2 separate regions of the Homo sapiens genome follow, and region 2 is linked to region 1. Evidence: read pairs that join two places in POLR2A ChIA-PET (ENCODE). Cell type or tissue: Caco-2. All regions are shown on one strand. Each heading gives the region's core, and the rest is flanking DNA. Links, peaks and the distances in the headings are about the cores only.

What was found. Peaks named below come from ENCODE experiments on the same cell type or tissue, not always from the same donor. Only the 100,000 strongest peaks of a DNase experiment are listed, where the experiment ranks them.
Region 2: POLR2A ChIA-PET joins it to region 1 with 6 read pairs; 2 of 35 experiments call an interaction of 5 or more read pairs at or near these places.

Annotation. Positions count from the first base shown.
Region 1 is chr17:17,833,039-17,838,893 of GRCh38, forward strand. It overlaps SREBF1 (sterol regulatory element binding transcription factor 1), which reads right to left and starts at 3,948. Exons shown (of 19, transcript NM_004176.5): 1 at 3,689-3,948. The coding sequence starts at 3,779. RefSeq lists enhancers at 2,823-3,724, 3,725-4,627, 4,628-5,529 and silencers at 3,327-3,606, 3,797-3,956. In Caco-2, for the core only: no CTCF peak of the experiment used is centred there; DNase peaks (open chromatin) are centred at 3,303, 4,050, 4,573 and 5,138; H3K4me3 peaks cover 1,863 bases.
Region 2 is chr17:17,535,744-17,541,598 of GRCh38, forward strand. All of the region lies in intron 2 of PEMT (phosphatidylethanolamine N-methyltransferase), which reads right to left. Among named protein-coding and RNA genes, the nearest start is that of RASD1, 42 kb to the left of the region's middle. RefSeq lists an enhancer at 129-5,130. In Caco-2, for the core only: no CTCF peak of the experiment used is centred there; DNase peaks (open chromatin) are centred at 2,763 and 3,118.

The sequences.
Region 1 (5,855 bases), core at 282-5,281:
AAGAGGAAACCTTACTGTCGTCTGGCTGTTGACATGGAACCAAGCAGATTCCAATCAGCTGTGAACCAATGGACCCTATTTTAATTTATAAAAATACAGATCCAGCCGGGCGCGGTGGCTCACGCCTGTAATTCCAGAACGTTGGGAGGCCGAGGTGGGCAGATCACAAGGTCAGGAGATCGAGACCATCCTGGCTAACATGGTGAAACCCCATCTCTACTAAAAATACAAAAAAATTAGCCGGGCGTGGTGGCAGGTGCCTGTAATCCCAGCTACTCGGGAGGCTGAGGCAGAACTGTTTGAACCTGGGAGGCGGAGCTTGCAGTGAGCCAAGATCGCACCACTGCACTCCAGCCTGGGCGACAGAGCAAGACTCCGTCTCAAAAAAAAAAAAAAAAAAAAAAAAAAAAAAATATATATATATATATATATATATACACACACACATACAGATCCACAGCTGCCCGGGGCTGGGAGCAGGAACAGGAACTGACTAAAGAAGTATAAGGGATCTCACTGTGTGATAAAAATGTTCGACAGCTAGTAATTGTCACACAACTCAAAAAGTTAACTAAAAATCATTGAATGATATACTAAAAATGGGTAAATTTTGTGATACATAAAGTATACCTCAATAAAGTCGTTTTTAAAAAATTGATGAAGGCCGGGCATGGTGGTTCATGCCCTGTAATCCCAGCACTTTTGAGAGGCTGAGGTGGGCAGATCACCTGAGCTCAGGAGTTCGAGACCAGCCTGGCCAACATGGCCATCTCTACTAAAAATACAAAATTTAACCAGGCGTGGCGGTGCATGACTGTAATCCCAGCTACTTGGGAGCTGGAGAATCTCTTGAACCTGAGAGGCAGAGTTTGCAGTGAGCTGAGATCATGCCACTGGACTACAGCATGGGCAAAAGAGCGAGACCCTGTCTCAAAAAAAAAAAAGTTTATGAAGAGTGTGCACCCATCCCCAAACACATATAAACACACAGAGAGAGAGAGAGAGAGAGAAGAAAAGCTCTTTCACATAATTAGCAGGGCTTATCTCTGGGTGGTAGGTTTAAAGTTTTTTTTGAAACAGAATCTCACTCTGTCATCCAGGCTGAGTGCAACGGCATGGTTATAGCTCACTGCAGCCTCTAAGTCCAGGCTCAAGCAATCCTCCCACTTCAGCCTCCAGAGTAGCTGAGACTACAGGCACATGTCACCCACACCCAGCTAATTTTTTATTTTTGTAGAGACAGGATTTTGTCATGTTGCCCAGGCTGGTCTCAAACTCCTGGACACAAGTCATCCTCTTGCTTCGACCTCCCAAGTGCTGGGATTATAGGTGTGAGCCACCACCCCAGGTCTAAAGATTTTATTTTCTTCTTTTTGCTCACTTGCATTTTCTAAGTTTTCTACAATGAAAAAAGATGTGTGTAATTGGGAAGAAAAACAGGAAGTTTGAATAAAAACTGAAAAATCCTCTACTGAAGTGGGTAAAGCTGAGCCCTGCCTAGTGAGAAGGGGCTGCCCCCAGTCTTCAAGGGGCTGGGACTGCCCCCACTCTCTCATAGACTAGACCTTGGGCCACATGGCTGCCCATGCCTGGCCTTTGGTTCTGGAGAGACAATGTTTTTATCCATGAGTCAGTAAGAAAGGTCTGTATCAGACCTCTGGCCCAGACCAGATTCTGTCAGTAAGAAAGGTCTGGGCTGGGAGCGGTGGCTCACACCTGTAATCCCAGCACTTTGGGAGGCTGAGGCGGGCGGATCACAAGGTCAGGAGATCGAGACCATCCTGGCTAGCACAGTGAAACCCCGTCTCTACTAAAAATACAAAAAATTAGCCAGGCGTGGTGGCTGGCGCCTGTAGTCCCAGCTACTTGGGAGACTAAGGCAGGAGAATGGCGTGAACCCAGGAGGAGGAGCTTGCAGTGAGCCAAAATTGCGCCACTGCAGAAAACAAACAAACAAACAAACAAAGGTCTGTATCAGACCTGTGGCCCAGAACGGGTTCTGTTGTCCAACTTGCCCATGAAGGGAGGGTTTGCATCATTTTTCTGGAGGTGGAAACTAAGGTTTAGAGGGTGAGAGGGCTTGAGCAGGATGACAAAGGAAGTGAGGAGTGTCCAGGTTCAAGTTCTGACCCCAAAGCGCATGTCCTCCTGGCTTGGTCACGTTGCCTCTTGGGACTACACTCACTGGGCCCAGTGATGTGGAACTGGTAGTTGAGTCAGGCCCAGATCTCCCTAGGGCTTGGGATTTCAGGGTTCATCACTCCAGAGGGCAGTGAAGGACAACCCCTCGTGCCAGGGATAGGGGAGGCTGTTTTGGAAAAGCCTCACAATCAGGGCCTCTCCTCTGGGGTCCTCCCCTAGCCCAGCCCCAGGGGGAAGGAGGGAGGGCTGGGAAGCTTCTGGGGCTGGCAACCAGCTGGGCTCATCTGCAAGGCTGCAGTAGGGCAGGAGTGGTGGTGGCATAGATATATCTGTTTTGCCAACCCCAGGGTGGCCACGGGTTCCATGGACATGTCCATTCAGGCTGTGAGTCTAGGCATCTTGTTCCTGCGACCTTGGCCTCAGTTTCCTCATCAACCAAGTGCAACTTAGCTAGTGCTGCTAAAACTCCTGCACAGAAACCATGCAGGCAATTTGCTAGGGGCTTCCGTTTGCTCTATCTACAAAATGGAAGCAACGGGCCTCCTAATTGGCACTTGGTGCCACCATTGGCCCCAAACCCCTTCTCATCACAGCCAGGGTGATGCTCCAAAGATGGAAGCCGGTGCCACTGTTCTGCTCCGCCCTTTCCCTGGCCGACCAAGTCGGTTTGCGTCCTCCTCCTCCCTGACCTCACTCCTTTGCAAGCCTCTAACTCCTCACACTTAGGCCCTGCCTCGAGGCCTTTGCCCTTCCCTTGCCGTGGCCTGGAAAACATCTTTCCTTGCTGGTCCTGGGGGTGACCCTCAGGTCTCAGCTTAGAAGTCCCTGACCGCTCTACCCAAAGTAGCCACATCCCTGCCCTCCCCCAGCCTCGCTCCACCCAAGGTACAACTAAATACCCGTTTGGTTTCCCGGGAGATTTTTGTGTTCCCTAAAAGAGGGGGTACCCAGGTCTGTCTGTAAACCCTCGGTGCCTAAGACGGGGCCTGGCATTCGGTGGATGTCAGTGAATGAGTGCGGAGGCTGTGCCCGTCGCAGACCGGGAGAACCCGACACGAGGCGGGGGAAGGGCGCGAGGCAGCGCCCATGCGCATGCGCAAGAGCTCCGACGCCGAGCTGAACTCTCGGGCCGGAGGGAATGACCGTGAGTAACCTCGCAATTACGTCACGGCTGGGGCTGGGGCGGAGCTTCGGCGACGCCTGGGTCCCCAGCTTCAGCCGTGGCCATCACAGGGCTGGAGAGTCACCGGTCGGGCGGCACCCGGCCTGGGACGCGTAGAGGCGCACGTGTCCCGGCCCGGAGCCGCCAAGGGACCCCGGCCCGGCCCAGGAGCCCTCACCCACAAGCGCGCGGCCCGAGACGCTAGCGCGGGAACCAGGGAGGCTCGGTGAGGCTCGGGACACCGAGCTCAGAGACACCGGGAAGTCCCGCGCGAGCACAGCACGGAGCTGGCGCCCGTGGGGGAGACAAAGGCCAGGGAGACACCTGCGCGCCCCCTACTCGCGCCACCCGGCGCAGCTTCAAGCCCTGCCCGCCCTGACGCACCTTCGATGTCGGTCAGCAGCGCCGCGTCCAGATCGCACGGCTCGCCCAGCGCCTGCTCCAAAGCCGCCTCGCTGAAGGGTGGCTCGTCCATGGCGCAGCCGCCTCCTCCGGGAGGCCCGCCGGGCCCGCCGCCTCGTACGGCCCTTCCTAGGGAGCGCCGCCGCGGCCCCGGCTCTCAGTCGCCGCCGCCGCTCCGCGCGTTCGTGTCCTGCCCTGGCCTCAGAGGCGGCCCGGCGCCGGCGAAAAGTTCCTCGGAAACTGGGTTCCCCCGGCCGCAGCTCTGCTGGGCGGTCGAGGCGGAGGCGGGGCCTTTCGGGGAGGACCCGCCCTCCCAGATAGACGGCCCCGCCCCACCTTGAGAGAGCGGGGGACCCCTGATCCCCGGTCTGCGCCACAAATCTCCCCTCAGCCGGCCCCTCCTCCAGAGCGCCCTCCAGTCATTCATTTTATCCAGCCTCGCGCACAATGGCAGCGGCCTCTGGCCGGCTGCTGCGGGAACGCGGGCAAGCCGAGCCCCCTCTCTGGGCCTCTGTTTCTCCAGCACCAAGCAAGGAAGCCGAGTGGAAGCCCCAGGCCTGGGCCCATCCCAAACTTCATTTCCTCATTTCCTAGATTTGACTCTTTAGAACAAGACAGACCAGGATCCAAGTTATAGGGGTCCCAGGCCTGCTGTGTTGTGAGCAGGCCTGATGTAACTGCTGGGCCAGTTACATCACTCTGCCTCAATTTTCCTCATTTGTAACATGGGCCTAATGATGCTTTCTCACGGGCAGGCTGGGAGGCTAGTGACAATGTGGAGGGGAGCATGACCTGTGAGATCAGCCTGCCCCCTCTCTGCAAAGAAACCAGAAGATTGGCCTCTTGAGGACAGGAGTGGCCAAAGAAAGAGGCTGGAATTTCGTCATCTGGTTTCCTCCCAGATCCAGCTGTAGGGATAGGATACCAGTGGGCCCAGTGCAGCTCCTGAAGGAGGAAGCCAGTACCCAAGGAAGACTGGCCCCAGGGCTGTCTGACCCCAGATTTGGCACTTATTCCCAGGAGCAGCCAGGATAGGGGCCGCAAGGAAGAGGTAGCTGTGCTTTAGATCAGAGCCAGGCTGCCCTGGATCATCACAAGCTGGGACTAGATCAGAGCAGGCAGCCCTGTTGAGAAGAGGGCTGGAAACCGAACCTGGTTCTGTGGCCTAGGGACAGAGCCAGGTGGGGCAGGAAGGAGGGAAGGGGTCCCAATGAGGTGGGTTGAAATAAACCAGAATTAACATTCAGGAATCTGAATGTGATAAGGCAGTGAGCTCCCTGTCCCCAGAGGTATGCAAGCAGAGAGAAGCACCCTTGGTGGAGGGCAGTCCAGGAAACTCATCAGGGGCCTGGGCCTCAGGCCTTCCCGACCCCAGACCTTCATAAGTCAAGCCATCCTGCAGACTGCCTTGCTCAAACTCCAGATATAGCCTATCTGGCCACGCCCTAAGCAGGAGTAACATTCATGATGCATTTTAGAAGGGGTGTGTGGGGGAGAGAAGCCACAGAGCCCAAGTCCCTGGGGCTCAGCCTGGACATCCAGCTCCCTTTGTTCCTCTCCCAGAAGTGGCTGCGGTGGAAAATTACCCAGAATAGCGGCGCCAGAAGTCATAGGGGTCGCCAAACCACATCTCCCCAAGTAGCCCTGCTCAAGGGTCCACCCAGGACCCACTCCCTCCAGATGAACAACTGCTGGAGAACACAGAGAACAAAGCTGGCTTCTCCTCAGTGCCCCACCCCCACCAACACTCTAGAGGCTGCAGGAAGCTGGTGACTTCCCTGAAAATTTAAACAGCCCTTCCCAGGGAGGGGGTGGGATAGGAAGTGCTGGGTGAAGCCTAAATACCATTTTCTTCAGAGCTAGGCAGGTGATCTGGGTTTTCACCTGCTTGCTGTGTGACCTGGATCCAATACCTCACTTCTGAGTCTCAGCTACTGTATCTATAAAATGGGAATAACCCTTTCTGCAGTCCCTCTGCAGAGGCAGGGAGGGTGTTTTGGAGTCATCATCACAACAGATCTGCCTCACTGTTTTTTGTTTTGTTTTGTTTTGTTTTTTGTTTTGAGACAAAGTCTCTCTCTGTCACCCAGGCTGGAGTGCAGCGGCATGATCTCGGCTCACTGCGACCTCCACCTCCCAGGTTCAAGCA
Region 2 (5,855 bases), core at 533-5,532, 300 kb before region 1:
ATGACATATTGTGAGAGAATTCTTGAAGCTGGGCATTGGGTACGGTGGTGCAGGGGTCATTAAACGGTTCTAGTTTAGTGTATGTTGCATATTTTTGAAAATAAAAAGTTAGAAGGCAAATCCAGGCTTCACTGTTTCCCAGCTGTGTGAGCTCAGGCAGGTCCCCAACTTCCCTAAGGGTGACAGTCCCCATCGGTGAGCAGGGGATGCCCCTGCCCTCCCTTGGGTTCTGTGAGGGCCTTGGTCCAGTGTCTGGCAACGACTCCCTTATTCTGCCACTGTCTCCCCAAGGGCCTACAATCTCCTTAACTGTGGCATGCAGGCCCTGTGCCACTGCACTGACTGTGGCATGCAGGCTCTGATGACACCCACAGCACAGTGACGTCAGCCGACACTGGCACAGGGCCTGCTGCACACCAGGCGCTGGGGTGAGTGCAGCCATGTATCCTATTCAATCTGCATGCCAGCCCCACGGGGGACGTCCGATAGTGTGCCTCCCTTGCAGGACTTGCCAAGGACACACAGTGAGTAAATGGATTGTAACTCAGGTCTGGCTTCAGTTATGACCCCTGCCACATGCTGTTCCTGAACATTCTGGGGCCTCCCAACTCTGATGGGGGAATCTGTGCCAATCTGACTTCACGGGACCATCTCCCCTCACTCAGACCCCAGCCTCTGTCCTTGGCTTCACCCAACAAGCTCAGGCCAAGTTCAAAGGCCTCCTCTGTCTGCCTCCGGGTCCGAAGCACAACCAGGCAGTCCCCAACCTTCCTCCTGCACACGGGAGCCCCAGGGTTGCTTGTTACCTCTATCAAGAACTCAGCAGCCCCGCAAGGAACAGACCAGCAAAGGTGACCTCATGGGAGTGTCCATGCCCTGGCTGGCTCCTGTGGGTTTGAGCAGAGGGAAATGGTACAGAGCTGTCCCTTCCTCACCCAGTGGGAAAGTCAATGGTGTTCCTCTCATGAGGGCCTGCTACACCTGCCCGTCCACCAGGTGCGACTCATGCTCTGTGCTCCCTGCATCCACTGAAATGGTCCATTGGCCCCGTGGGACCTGGTATGGCCGGGAGCAGGATGAGGCTGGCCTGGCAGTGTCAGCCCCTACTCAGGGCGGCTCTGGTTCATGGTGCTGTCGGGTCTGGCCCAGTCTGAGTGGAAGGCAAGAGGCTCACAGCCCGAAACCCTTCACCAGTGCCAGCACCCAGCCCGGGAAGTCAGGGAGTGCGGGGTCTCCCTCAGCAGGTAAGACGGCCTCAGCTGCCCTTACAGGCCGGGGGGCACGGGAGGGACAGGGTGTCTGCTACGTGCTCCACTGACGGGTCCCACTGGAGATTTCAGGCTGGACGATGACAATACATTTTGCTCCTTTTCCCTGTCTGTCTGAGGGTCTCTGAGCCCTGCTTACACAGATGGCTCTGTCCTGAATGTGGGGCTGCTGCTGCCCTGGAAAGAAGGAGGGAGCCAGCATGCTCAGAGTCCAGCTCGGAGGTGGGAGCCCAGAGCTCCTCGAATCCTGCCCTGCTCCTGTGAGGAGGACCCACCTGCTCCTGGGCCTGGCCCCCTTTGCCTTCCCCTTGCCCTGCTACTAAGAACCCCCCACCGGCCAGAGGGCAGATGCTGTCCCTGCAGGTTCCCAACCCCTGCCCTCCATGGGTGACTGTGGTCCAGCGACAGCAGAGGCCAGCTCCAGCCCAACACACCGGGCTCCCCCAAGCCTAGCCCAGCCCAGCCCAGGACCCTGAGCCATCCCCGTGCCCAGCAGCCTGCAGGGGCCTTCCCCATGCTGGCCCAGGCCTCAGGCGAGATCCCCTGTGTGTGTGCCACTCAGCTGCTGATTAGTCATGCTCTGCACGTGGCCACCTCTTCCATCCCTGATACTTGTCTTCTGGGAGAAAGCAGGAGGAGAGATAAGATAGAGTGGGAGAAAGAGAAGGAAAGGCCCGGACCACTCTTTGCTCCTGGAAGCTCTGGCCCTGAGACTGGGAGAGACAGACAAGCCTTCCAGCAGTATGACCTGTGCCTAGATTTCCCGGGGAGGGAGATTTGAGACATGGACAGTGCCTGCTGCAGGGCCCAGCATGGCGTAGAAGGCAGGTGTCTTTCCTTCCCGCCACTCAGCCTTCCAGGAGGATGTTTGTTGACTTGGAAGACAGTCACACAGTTGTGACTTGGGTGGGACCTCATCCTCACGTCCAACCTGCCACCTCCAGGGAAGATCAGGGCAGAAATCACCAGGGAGTGGTCAGCTGGCAAACGCCCTCCTCAGGAAGGGACAGCTGCTGCCGGGACCCATGGCATGCCCGTCCTTGCTGTCTGAGGTGGTCTCTCCAACGCTGCAACAGGGGGCCAGTCAGGGGCCTGGGTCCCAGCCCTCCCAGCCCTCAGTGACCTGCAGGCCCCACGATGGTAGAGGGAGGGTGCTAAAGAGCTGGGTACCTGAGCCCAACTGGACAGGGAGGCAGGGAGGTCACTCCATCAATACACGCTGAGCGGCTTCTCCAAAGACGATGGCCACCAGCGGCAAAGAGAGCCTCAGGCCAGGACAGAGGCAGTATTGTGCCATTGCTGTCACAGCTCTCACTTAAATAAAATATATATCTAAAAATTTGCCTCAGGCTGGGCAACAAATTGAGACCCTATCTCTACAAACAATTGAAAAATTCTCTGGGCATGGTGGCACATGCCTGTAGTCCCAGCTACTTGAGAGGCTGAGGCAGGAGGATCACTTGAGCCCAGGAATTTGAGGCTGCAGTGAGCTTGGATTACACCATTGCATTCCAGCCTGGGTGGCAGAACAAGACTCTGTCTCCAAAAAAAGAAAAAAAAAATTAATAAATACATTAAAGGGGAAGAGGCAGTTGTTTCATCAGAAGATTCGCTGAGTCATTTAAATAGGGAGGCTTTCTACTGCATTTATGATGTCTGATTTATGCGCAGCTTTTTAAAGTGTCTTTTCTTTTTACATAAAACAAACCCACCTGTACAAAGCAACTGAAAAAGTAGCTTAGGAGTGACTCCAACTATTAACCAAATATAGCACAAAGCGTGATCCGCCTTCTTGGGTCAATATTTACCTGGACTTCAGCCTGCCTCGGAAAGGAAATTTGAAAATATTTGGCGAGTGGCAGAATGGTTGTCTGGCTACACAGGCCGATAAGCAGCTGGGGCTCAGGTTTCCAAGCTGGCCTTTTATGGGCGAGAGACATTATCACCATCATCAACGCCCATGTGCTAGTAGTAGGACCCACTGTCAGCCAGCTTTTTGTTTTGTTTTTGTTTCTTAAAGATTAGTATATTTTAGAAGGGGGGACTTTAAAAATCATTTTTAGGTCAGATTTATGAAGGTAACACATAAAGTAAAATGTACCCTTTTTAATGCACAGGTCTGTGAGTTTTGTTGTTGTTGTTTGATTTTAGTAAAGATGGGGTCTCGCTATGTTGCCCAGGCTGGTCTCCAACTGTTGGTCTTAAGCAATCCTCCTGCCTTGGCCTCCCAAAATGCTGGGGTTACAGCTGTAAGCCACTGTGCCCCAACCAGGTCTATGAGTCTTGACAAATGCATACCACCACCACATCAGGACACAGCACTTCCAGCCAGCTCCAGGCTCCAACCCAGAGCTGGGCCCTTCCCTGTCCCACCCCAGACACTCCTGTCCTGTGTTCCATCCCGTTTCCCTCCTCAAGTGTCACAGAAATGGAATCGCGCAGGCTGTGGCATCCTGCACTTGGTATGATGCCTCTGCGATGCGCCCAGGGTGTCACATGTATCCCCAGCTTGTTCCTTTTTGTGGCTACGCAGGATTCTTTGGTGTGGACGTGCCACAGTCCGTGTGTCCCTGCCCCAGCTGAGGGACTGCTCGTGGGATTTTGCTACTGTGTAACTGTGTATTTTCATTTCTCTGAGGGCCAATGTGCTGTCAGCTAATCACGATCATGGGGCCTGAATCAGCTCACAAGGTCACTGTGCAGGGGAACCATTGCCCTCATTCAGGGGCACAGAGCCCCGGGCACAGCCCTGCAGCTGAGAAGTATCAAGGCATCCGGCCTGTGGGACTCCACCCCTGTATCACCACCCTCTGTCTGCCGCAGCCCCTGTGCCCCACCCATGCACTGGCGCCTGAATCTCTCAGGAGCGTGGGCAGGAGGGGTCCTGGGAGGCTGGTGCAGGAAAGACTGACCACGCAGGTGGCAGGGAGCTCACAGCCTCCACGCAGGAGGCTCGGGAGCAGGAGGGCCCACCCCAGGAGTGCAGGGACAGGGGAGGACAAGGAACAAAGGCTGGGGGCATGGAAGGACAGAGACATCTTCTGGAAAAGACAGAATCTGAGTTGAACCTGGAAGCAACGCCCCAAGGGAAGGGGCCAAAATGGGCAGCAGCCAGCCCTGGCCGTGGGTGGGGATGGGGCAGGGGCGCAGGATGGAGGGTGGGGCCTGGAGGGCTCATGGAGGAAGGAAGAAGAGCCTCAGAGGGGCCTTCCAATCCCAGCTCCAACCCTCCCTCCCCCGACAGAAGACCCCCAACATGGGGCAATGGCCGGGACGAGGAGGGGGCTGCCCCAGGTGGACTCTGCGCTCTATCCCAGTGCCTCCTCTGCGCCTGCTTTGCCCAGAGCACACAGGTGAAAGCACCAACTTCGGGCTGAGCACAGCACACGTGAGGGAGGGTGGCCAGCCAGCATGAGTTCTGGCATTATGTCCCAGGGGGTCAGGGGAACTGAGCCCCAGGAAGACTCCCTAGGCAGGTGGCAGCAGCCACTGTGCAAGGAGAGGAGCCAGTGAGTCAGGAGCACCAGCTGGCCTCCACCAGCCAGACCCCCAGAACCCGCGTCTACTTGAGGACACTGTCAGAAGGAGCCCAACTTCCAGGCAGCTGCAGGATGAGAGGCCCCAGGCAGGCTCCGCCCCTCCCCATGCTGCCCCTCTCCAACAGGGTCCCCGCAGCACAGCCCACTTCTCCAGGCAGGCTCAGGGTTCAGAGGGTCGTGCAGCATGCAGCCTCCTTCTCACCCTCTCCTGCAGTGACCCCCTCGCTCCCCCACCTTGGACAGCACCTGGCACAGTGCCCACTCATCACTGGCGAGTGAATGGGCTCCCGAGTGCTCCCCTGTGAGCACCTCAAGGCATACAACAGGTACTCAGTAAATGTTCGCTGATTATAAATCTGCAGTGGGCAGGGAGTGTCTCCACTGCCTGGTATTTGTCTATTCTCTTCTTGCTTTCTGTGGGCACTGACAGCAGTGACTGCCAGTTTCAGTGCCAGCCCCGTGCTGAGTCCAGCCACCCTGGCCGCTGAGTGCTCGGCTGAGACGGGGACAGAGCCACCACTGGGATTCTGGGGTCACAGATGCATCTGCATGTTTATTCCAACAGACAGGATTGTTGCTGACGTTAGCAGAATTGTGCTCCGCCTGCTGCTATATAGAGCACCCATATGAGGTAGGCGCCAGGCCCAAGACTGGGCATTACAGAAGCACCCCATCCTCCCAGAGCCCTGCAAGGAAGATGTCTCCCTCACGCACGGACAGGTGCGGTGGTGCCTCAAAGTTTCCCGAGTCAGCTGAACCACCTGATCCCGAGCCCCAGCTCTTTCAGCTCCTCCAGCTCTACACATTCCTAAAACCCAGGCTGCCCACCAAACAGGAAGCAGGGAGCATCGTGGACCGTGGCCCGCAGCACCTGTCCCCACTTAGCTCCCAGGAGAGAAGGCTGGCAGGCAGCCCCAAGACCACCGGCCGCAGCAGCAGCGGGGCATGGGCAGGCTCGGACATGGCGGGCCTCATCCCAAGGCGCCAGTTCCCTGGGCCCAGCTCCAGCGAGCCAGAGCCCACACACTGAACTTGAAACATCTGCCCA